Linked DNA regions of Homo sapiens: region 2 is linked to region 1. A link is a loop called in an ENCODE intact Hi-C map of the cell type or tissue named here. Cell type or tissue: CD4-positive, alpha-beta T cell. All regions are shown on one strand. Links, peaks and the distances in the headings refer to the core of each region. The heading gives the core; the rest is flanking DNA.

The links. Peaks named below come from ENCODE experiments on the same cell type or tissue, not always from the same donor. Only the 100,000 strongest peaks of a DNase experiment are listed, where the experiment ranks them.
Region 2: a loop joins it to region 1, with 4 times the contacts of the local background. A loop is called at or near these places in 2 of 110 quality-filtered maps.

The regions. Positions count from the first base shown.
Region 1 is chr5:80,305,844-80,309,665 of GRCh38, forward strand. It overlaps LOC124900204 (small nucleolar RNA SNORA31), which reads right to left and starts at 525; the gene lies at 392-525. It overlaps LOC124901015 (a long non-coding RNA gene), which reads right to left and starts at 3,659. Exons shown (of 2, transcript XR_007058841.1): 1 at 3,344-3,659; 2 at 2,634-2,921. In CD4-positive, alpha-beta T cell, for the core only: CTCF peaks have their summits at 1,919 (motif pointing left) and 2,121; a DNase peak (open chromatin) is centred at 1,889.
Region 2 is chr5:79,701,162-79,704,983 of GRCh38, forward strand. The region is part of intron 1 of CMYA5 (cardiomyopathy associated 5); the gene reads left to right. Among named protein-coding and RNA genes, the nearest start is that of CMYA5, 13 kb to the left of the region's middle. In CD4-positive, alpha-beta T cell, for the core only: a CTCF peak has its summit at 1,967 (motif pointing right); DNase peaks (open chromatin) are centred at 1,690 and 1,950.

The DNA of each region.
Region 1 (3,822 bases), core at 471-2,970:
GTGCTGGGATTACAGGCGTGAGCCATTGTGCCTGACTTTATGTGTCTATCCTTTCACACTGCCTTGATCACTGTCAGTGAATATGAGCCTTCCTACTTCATTCTCCTTTTCCAAGATTGCTTTGGTTATTCTAGATCCCTTGAATTTCCATATGAATTTTAGGATCAGCTTGTCGATTTCTTCCCCCCACAGTCCCCAACTGGCTTGCTTTTCATTGTCTTAACCTTCAAGCTTTTACTTAAGTGTAATCAACCAGGTGAGGGTGGTAGGAGGTATTTCTCAACACTTCTCATGTATACTCAAATTTTGGGTTCTTGTTTGGAGTAAAACAGGCTCTTCACTGTTTACAAGGTTATTTCTGATCTGCGAAACTTCTCTGTCCATATTTTTCCTCTGTTTTCCTCTATTCAGTCTTGGCTACCACAATAAGACAGACAGAAAGGACAATGACACCTTTTTCTTGCATCTGTAGTGAGAACCTTAGCAGCACCCAGTAATTGCACTAGGTCTGTCAAACAGATGTATAGCTTGTCAATTTTGGCAAGAGGCAGCTGGGATTTTGAAAGGGATTATGTTGAATCAGTGAATCAATTTAGGAAATATTGCTATCTTAACAATATTAAGTCTCCAAATCCATGAAAGTGAGATATTTTTCCATTTATTTGAAGTTTTAATATCGTTCAACACTGTTTTAGAGTTTTCAGAAGTATTGCACTTCTTTTGTTACATTTATTTCTATGTAGAGTTGATTCTCATCATTTGCAGCAATCACAATCTATGAAGTCACTCCAAACATTGAACTAGTGATTACTATAGCTTTTGGAGCAATACACAGTGAGGTTCTTGTGAGCCTCCGGTCTCAACATTTTTGTCAGTTGAAATGCCATTTGTGTTACATAGGTTTGTTTGCCAGTGCCCTTGTAAAACAAGCCAGTCCCATCAGTGTTGAAAGCCTGCTCTTCCTCATAATCCTCTTTCTTTTTTTTTTTTTTTTGAGACAGCGTCTCACTCTGTTGCCCAGGCTGAGTGCAGTGGTGCCATCTCGGCTCACCACAACCTCTGCCTCCCAGGTTCAAGTGATTCTCCTGCCTCAGCCTCCCAGGTAGCTGGGATTACAGGTGAGTGCCACCACATCCAGCTAATTTTTGTATCTTTAGTAGAGATGGGGTTTCACCATATTGGCCAGGCTGGTCTCGAACTCCTGACCTCAGGTGATCCACCCACCTCGACCTCCCAAAGTGCTGGGATTACAGGCGTGAGCCACTGCACCTGGCCTCATAATCCCTTTTCTGTATAACACTTAGCAGGTATTTTTAAAAATTCTTCTGTAGCCTCCTGTCTGCAGAACCTGCCTCTCCAGCAACTTTAAAGAGGCAGGAGACTTGGACTCTGATCCCAACTCTCATCATAACTAGCTGTAACGTTGGGCAAGTCTCTTAGAAAAAAGAAAAAAGACTTTGGATGAGAATATCACTAAGGTTCCACTTTATAGAGTTCAGGTATTATGCCACCTAAAAAGGTAACATTTGTGGCCGGGCGCGGTGGCTCACGCCTGTAATCCCAGCACTTTGGGAGGCTGAGGCGGGTTGATCACGAGGTCAGGAGATCGAGACCATCCTGGCTAACATGGTGAAACCCCGTCTCTACTAAAAAAAAAATACAAAAAATTAGCCGGGCGTGGTGGCGGGTGCCTGTAGTCCCAGCTACTCGGGAGGCTGAGACAGGAGAATGGCATGAACCCGGGAGGCGGAGCTTGCAGTGAGCCGAGATCGCGCCACTGCGCTCCAGCCTGGGCGACAGAGTGAGACTCCTCCGTCTCAAAAAAAAAAAAAAAAAAAACAAACAAAAAGTAACATTTGTAGAGTAATTTTTAAAGCTCATAGCACCACCTGGTGGTTACAGAAAAGGACACGCTCCGGAAAGGAGATTCTGTATGTTTTGATTTTTGAATAAAAATTTCAATTTTCAGATAATTTCCCCTCTAAACTGGCTACCTATAGGTGCACTACTACATCTAAACGCATCATAAAATTATGCTTAAAATCTCACCCTGCATAGAATTCCTTGCGAATGTAAAGACTCTAACCCTTGGATAGTTATCACCAATCAGCAGCTATTATTCTCTCTTTTTATTTATTTATTTATTTATTTATTTATTTATTTATTTTGGAGAGATAACATCTCACTATGTTGCCCAGGCTGGTCTCGAACTCCTGTACCCAAGAGATCCTCCCACTTCAGCCTCCCAAAGTAATAGGATTACAGGTGTGAGCCACCATGCCCTGCCAGCTATTATTCTTTGGTTTTAAAGAAACCTATTAAACAATTACATAAAATAAATTTTTTATTATACCAAAACATTTCCATATTAAAGTTTTTCATATGAGAAATGACTCTGTCAGAGGCACCAACAGATGCCTACCACATTGGGCATAAAACACAATAATAACAGTTTATATCTATTTGTGTTTGTCTTATTTCTAATCATTATTAGATTGAGGTGATGCAATTTTGGTAAAAATGCCACAGAAGTGGTAAGTTCTTAGTGTATCATTTTGAAGCAGCATCGTCTGTGGTAAACACCTGGGGTTCGTCATCTTGCGCCAAGAAAATTAAGGACAGGGACATGTGGGTGGGTTAAGGAGTGTAAAGTTTAATAGGTAGAAGAAAGGAAAGAGGAGAGCAGCTCCTTGGGTGACAGAGGCTGGAAAACAGAGAATAGCAGCTGATTGCCGCAGATTTTATAGGCAGGCTTGAGAAGGCGGCAGCGTGTGATTTACCCGGGCTCACATATTGGTTTGACCAGGTGTGACACTTACATAGAGGCCGGGGAAAGCTGGTCGCCCCACCCTAATCTTGTTATGCAAATGAGCTTTCCACTGGGCTGGCGCCATCTTGTCTGTTCCTTATGGTACACGTGGCTGGCAAAAAGAGAAGACAGAGCCACCATTTTGAACATTCCTAGTCCTAGGTCATATATTCCTATGGGCACAACTGCTGGCATTCACCCGTGCACGCTTCCAGCTTGCTGCTGTCTGCAGCTCGATTTTACAGGCTGCTCTTTGTTAGAAAGGGAAATGATTTGGGGGCTGCTTTTTTTTTTTTCTTAAGACGGAGTCTTGCTCTGTCACACCCAAGCTGGAGTGCAGTGGTGGGAATCTCAGCTCTCTGCAACCTCTGCCTCCTGGCTTCAAGCGATTCTCCTGCCTCAGCCTCCTGCGTAGCTGGGATTACAGGCGCCTGCTATCACGCCCGGCTAATTTTTTGTATTTTTAGTAGAGACAGGGTTTCACCATGTTGGTCAGGCTGGTCTCAAACTCCTAACCTCAGGTGATCCACCCACCTCGGCTTCCCAAAGTGCTGGTGTGTCCGAAATTGGTGGGTTCTTAGTCTCGCTGACTTCAATAATGAAACCACGGACCCTCGCGGTGAGTGTTACAGTTCTTAAAGATGGTGTGTCCGGAGTTTGTTCCTTCTGATGTTCGGACGTGTTCAGAGTTTCTTCCTTCTGGTGGGTTTGTGGTCTCACTGGTTTCAGGAGTGAAGCTGCAGATCTTCACGGTGAGTGATACAGCTCATAAAGGCAGCAGCAAGATTTATTGCAAAGAGCGAAAGAACAAAGCTTCCGCAACGCGGAAGGGGACCTGAGTGGGTTGCCACTACTGGCTAGGGCAGCCTGCTTTTATTCCCTTATCTGGCCCCACCCACATCCTGCTGATTGGTCCATTTTACAGAGAGCTGATTGGTCTGTTTTGACAGGGTGCTGATTGGTGCATTTACAATCCTTTAGCTAGACGCAAAAGTTCTCCAAGTCCCCACTAG
Region 2 (3,822 bases), core at 833-3,332, 600 kb before region 1:
TCACTTGAACCCAGCAGGTAGAGGTTGTAGTGAGTGGGATTGCGCCACTGCACTCCAGAGCAAGACTCTGTCTCAAATAAACAAACAAACAAACAAATACACTTAGAACAAATAATACCTGGTGTTTGATAGATCAGTAGGGTGATTGTAGTTAACATTAATTGACTGTACATTTCAAAATATCTAGAAGAAAATAAATTAAATGTTCCTAGGGTAAAGAAAAAATAAATGTTTAAGGTAATGGATATCCTAATTACCCTGACTTGATTGTAAAATGTCTCAAATGATCACATGTACTGAGAAAATATGTACAGCTATTACATATCAATAAAAATAAATTAAAATCTCACACACACAAAACCACAATAAGATACCACTTCACACTTTCTAAGATGGCAAAGACAGATGTTGGGAGAGGATGCGGAAGTATCAGAATCCTCATATAACACTGGTAGGAATGTAAAATTGTACAACCACTTTAGAAAACAGTCTGGCAGTTTCTCAAACAGTTAAACATAGAGTTACCATATGACTCTGCAGTTCCACTCCTAGGTATGTACTCGAGAGAAATGAACACATTTGCCCACATAAAAATCTGTACATTAATATTCATAGCATCATTATTCATAATAGCCAATAAATGGAAACAACCCAAATGTCCATTAACTAATGAAGAGATAAAGAGGCCAGGCGTGGTGGCTCACACCTGTAATCCCAGCACTTTGGGAGGCCGAGGCGGGTGGATCATGAGGTCAGGAGATGGAGACCATCCTGGCTAACACAGTGAAACTCCATCTCTACTAAAAATACAGAAAATTAGCGGGGCGTGGTGGCGGGCGCCTGTAGGCAGGAGAATGGCATGAACCCAGGAGGTGAAGCTTGCAGTGAGCTGAGATCTTGCGACTGCACTCCAGCCTGGGTGACAGAGCGAGACTCCATCTCAATAAAAAGAGATAAAGAAAATGTGGGCTGGGTGCAGTGGCTCACACCTGTAATCCTAACCAATACTTTGGGAGGCCAAGGCAGGAGGATCATTTCCACCCGGAGCAACATGGCGAGACCCTGTTTTTACAAAAAAATTTAAAAATTAGCTGAGCATGGTATAGTTCTAGCTATTCTGGAGTCTGAGATGGGAGGGTTGCTTAAGCCCAGAAGTTTGAGGCTATGGCAAGCTATGATCGGCCACTGCACTCTAGCCTGGGCAACAGAGCAAGACCCTGTCTCAAAAAAAAGGGTTATATTCATACAATGGAATATTATTTGGCCATAAAAAGGAATGAAGTACTGATACATGAATGGACCCTGAAAACTTTATGCTAAGTAAAATAAGTCAGATACAAAGGAAAACATATTGTATGGTTTCATTTATATAAAATGCCCAGAATAGGCAAATCTGTAGAGACCCAGAGTAGATTTGTGTTTGCCTAGAGCTGGAAGGGAGATGTGGAAGGGATTAGGGGTGATGCTTTAGGGGCATGGGGTGTCTTTTTGGGGTGATGAAAATGTTCTAAAATTATCTGTGGTGATGATTGCACAACTCTGTAAATATACTGAAAGCCATTGAATGGTACACTTTAAAAGGGTGAATTTTATAGTATGTGAATCATACTACAATAAAGCAGTTTTTAAAAAATCATCTGGTGAGGAAACTGTTGCCATGGCTGGGGCACTAGATGTCACAATTTGTGCTATTGCCACATCCACACCAGCAGTTCCATATTGCAGCAACTGGGACCCCTGCTACTGCCAGAGAGAACAAGGAGCTGCACATCTATTTCTTTCCTCAGTAGCTCTCAAGTCGGTCTAAAAACGGATGTGAAGGTCTTCACTAGGAGAGTATCTGGTGCTGTCAGCTCTGTCTCCCCAGGCCCCCCAAGGTGGGGAATTCACCAACTGGGAAGAGAGATCATTTGCTCAACTGTCTTTTTGGATGTCAGATGTCTGCTGGACCAGCAGGGGGCCCCGGGCTAGGCTTTTCTTCAGATTTTGTTACCTGACCCTCAGATCATTTAACACAGGATGCAGTATATTTTGCTATTTCTGTGGATGTACAACACTTTGTTTAAGCAATAGAATAAACTAGTTAATATTTCCCAAGGAAATTTAATTGAAAATACAACATAGGTCAGTGAACAGATAAAACCATATGAGGTTGAAGTTTTCCCCCATTAAATATCAGCTGAATCTGAGTATTCACTGTTTATTCCAGCATGGACATTCCATTTTACAATAAGAACAAAAAAGTCTTTCACTCTGGCCTCAATATGACCTGTCTTACACACCTTGGTATTTCTGCTTTGAGGTTTCAAAACTCCTTTGAGATCGTATCACTGTTTGCTATTATCAGGAATTTAATTCCTTCTAAAGCCTTTTGGTCTGTATGCCTAGGGTAATCCTCCTTTGGAGAATTGTCACCATCTCACAGGTGGGCTATAATAGAGTGTATGTATGACCCTGGTTCAGGGGAGAAATCAGACTCCAGTAGTGTCAGATTGTCTTCTCTGGTAAGTTGGAAATGGAGGCAGAGATTCTCTTTAGTTAGCTTGGAGGTTTGGGGGACATTTCTCAACTTTTTGGAGATCTAGTCAACTTTATTTTGATCTTTTCTTGAAAATTATTAATTTTTCTGTCAGTCAAAAAATATTCTAGGGCCGGGAACAGTGGCACATGCCTGTAATCCCAACACTGAAAGGCTGAGGCAGAAGGATTGATTGAGCCCAGGAGTTTGAGGCCAGCCTTGTCCACATAGGGAGACCCCCATCTCTACAAAAAATTAAAAAATTAGCTGGGCATCGTGATGCGCACCTGTAGTCCCAGCTACTTGGGAGGCTGAGGTGGGAGGACGATTTGAACCCAGAGGTCAAGGCTGCCATGAGCTGCGATTGCACCACTGCACTTCAGCTTGGGCAGCAAAGTGAGACTGTGTTAAAAAAAAAATTCTAAATGTACATCTGTGAAACTGTCCAAACTGTCCAAGATGTGGTAAAGAAGAATATTAGCTAAAATTGCTGAGCATAATTTGGTATCTAAGATGGTGTCCAGGAAAAAAAAAAAAAGGTATTTAATGCTAAATAAAAACTCTCTGTCAAGGCAGGAATCCCAGAGTGTAGAAGGGTGGGGAGGTGACAATCCATAGGGAAAGGGTATGACCCCCACTGTGGGTCTGAATGCTGTATCACACTCAAGTGTGTTTCTGAAACCTTAAAACAGTTCACCCAAAGTAGAGCGACCAGAATCCTGTGAGCAGACCCTGTGTGCAAGGGTCTGAAAGCCATTCGAACTGGTCCTATCACCCAGGAGAGGCTCCATCCTTCATCAAAGCAAGTCATGCCAACAAGCAGAAGTTTTCCTACCCCTTTATTTTTGTTCTCTTGGATATAGATATTAGAAGAGGGAAAAGCAATAAAATATCTTTTCTGAAAGCCAGGAGTCCCTGCCTTTGTTCTTGGTTGATCTCTTAATCTCTTTGGGAAATAATTTTCTGTTACTGAGGGTGCCATTTGGGGATAGCTATGTTGAGAGAGAGAGAGGGAGAGAAAGAGAGAGAAAGAGGGAGAGAGAGAGAAAATACTTGTAGAGACAAGGAGAGACCAGAGCCAAATTGACACATCAGAGATAGAGTAGCTCCCTTGACTCCTGATGGTTTTCCTGTTTCCCCTTCACTGGGAGGCCTAAATATACCTCTGGCCCCTGGAACCTATGAGAAGTCTCTATTTCTTTAAAATAAAAACCCTCTATTTAACCTAGCCTGAAAGAGTTTGTTCCTTACCACCACAAGTGCCTTAACCCCTTCTTAACATTTCTAACAGCTTTTAAACATTT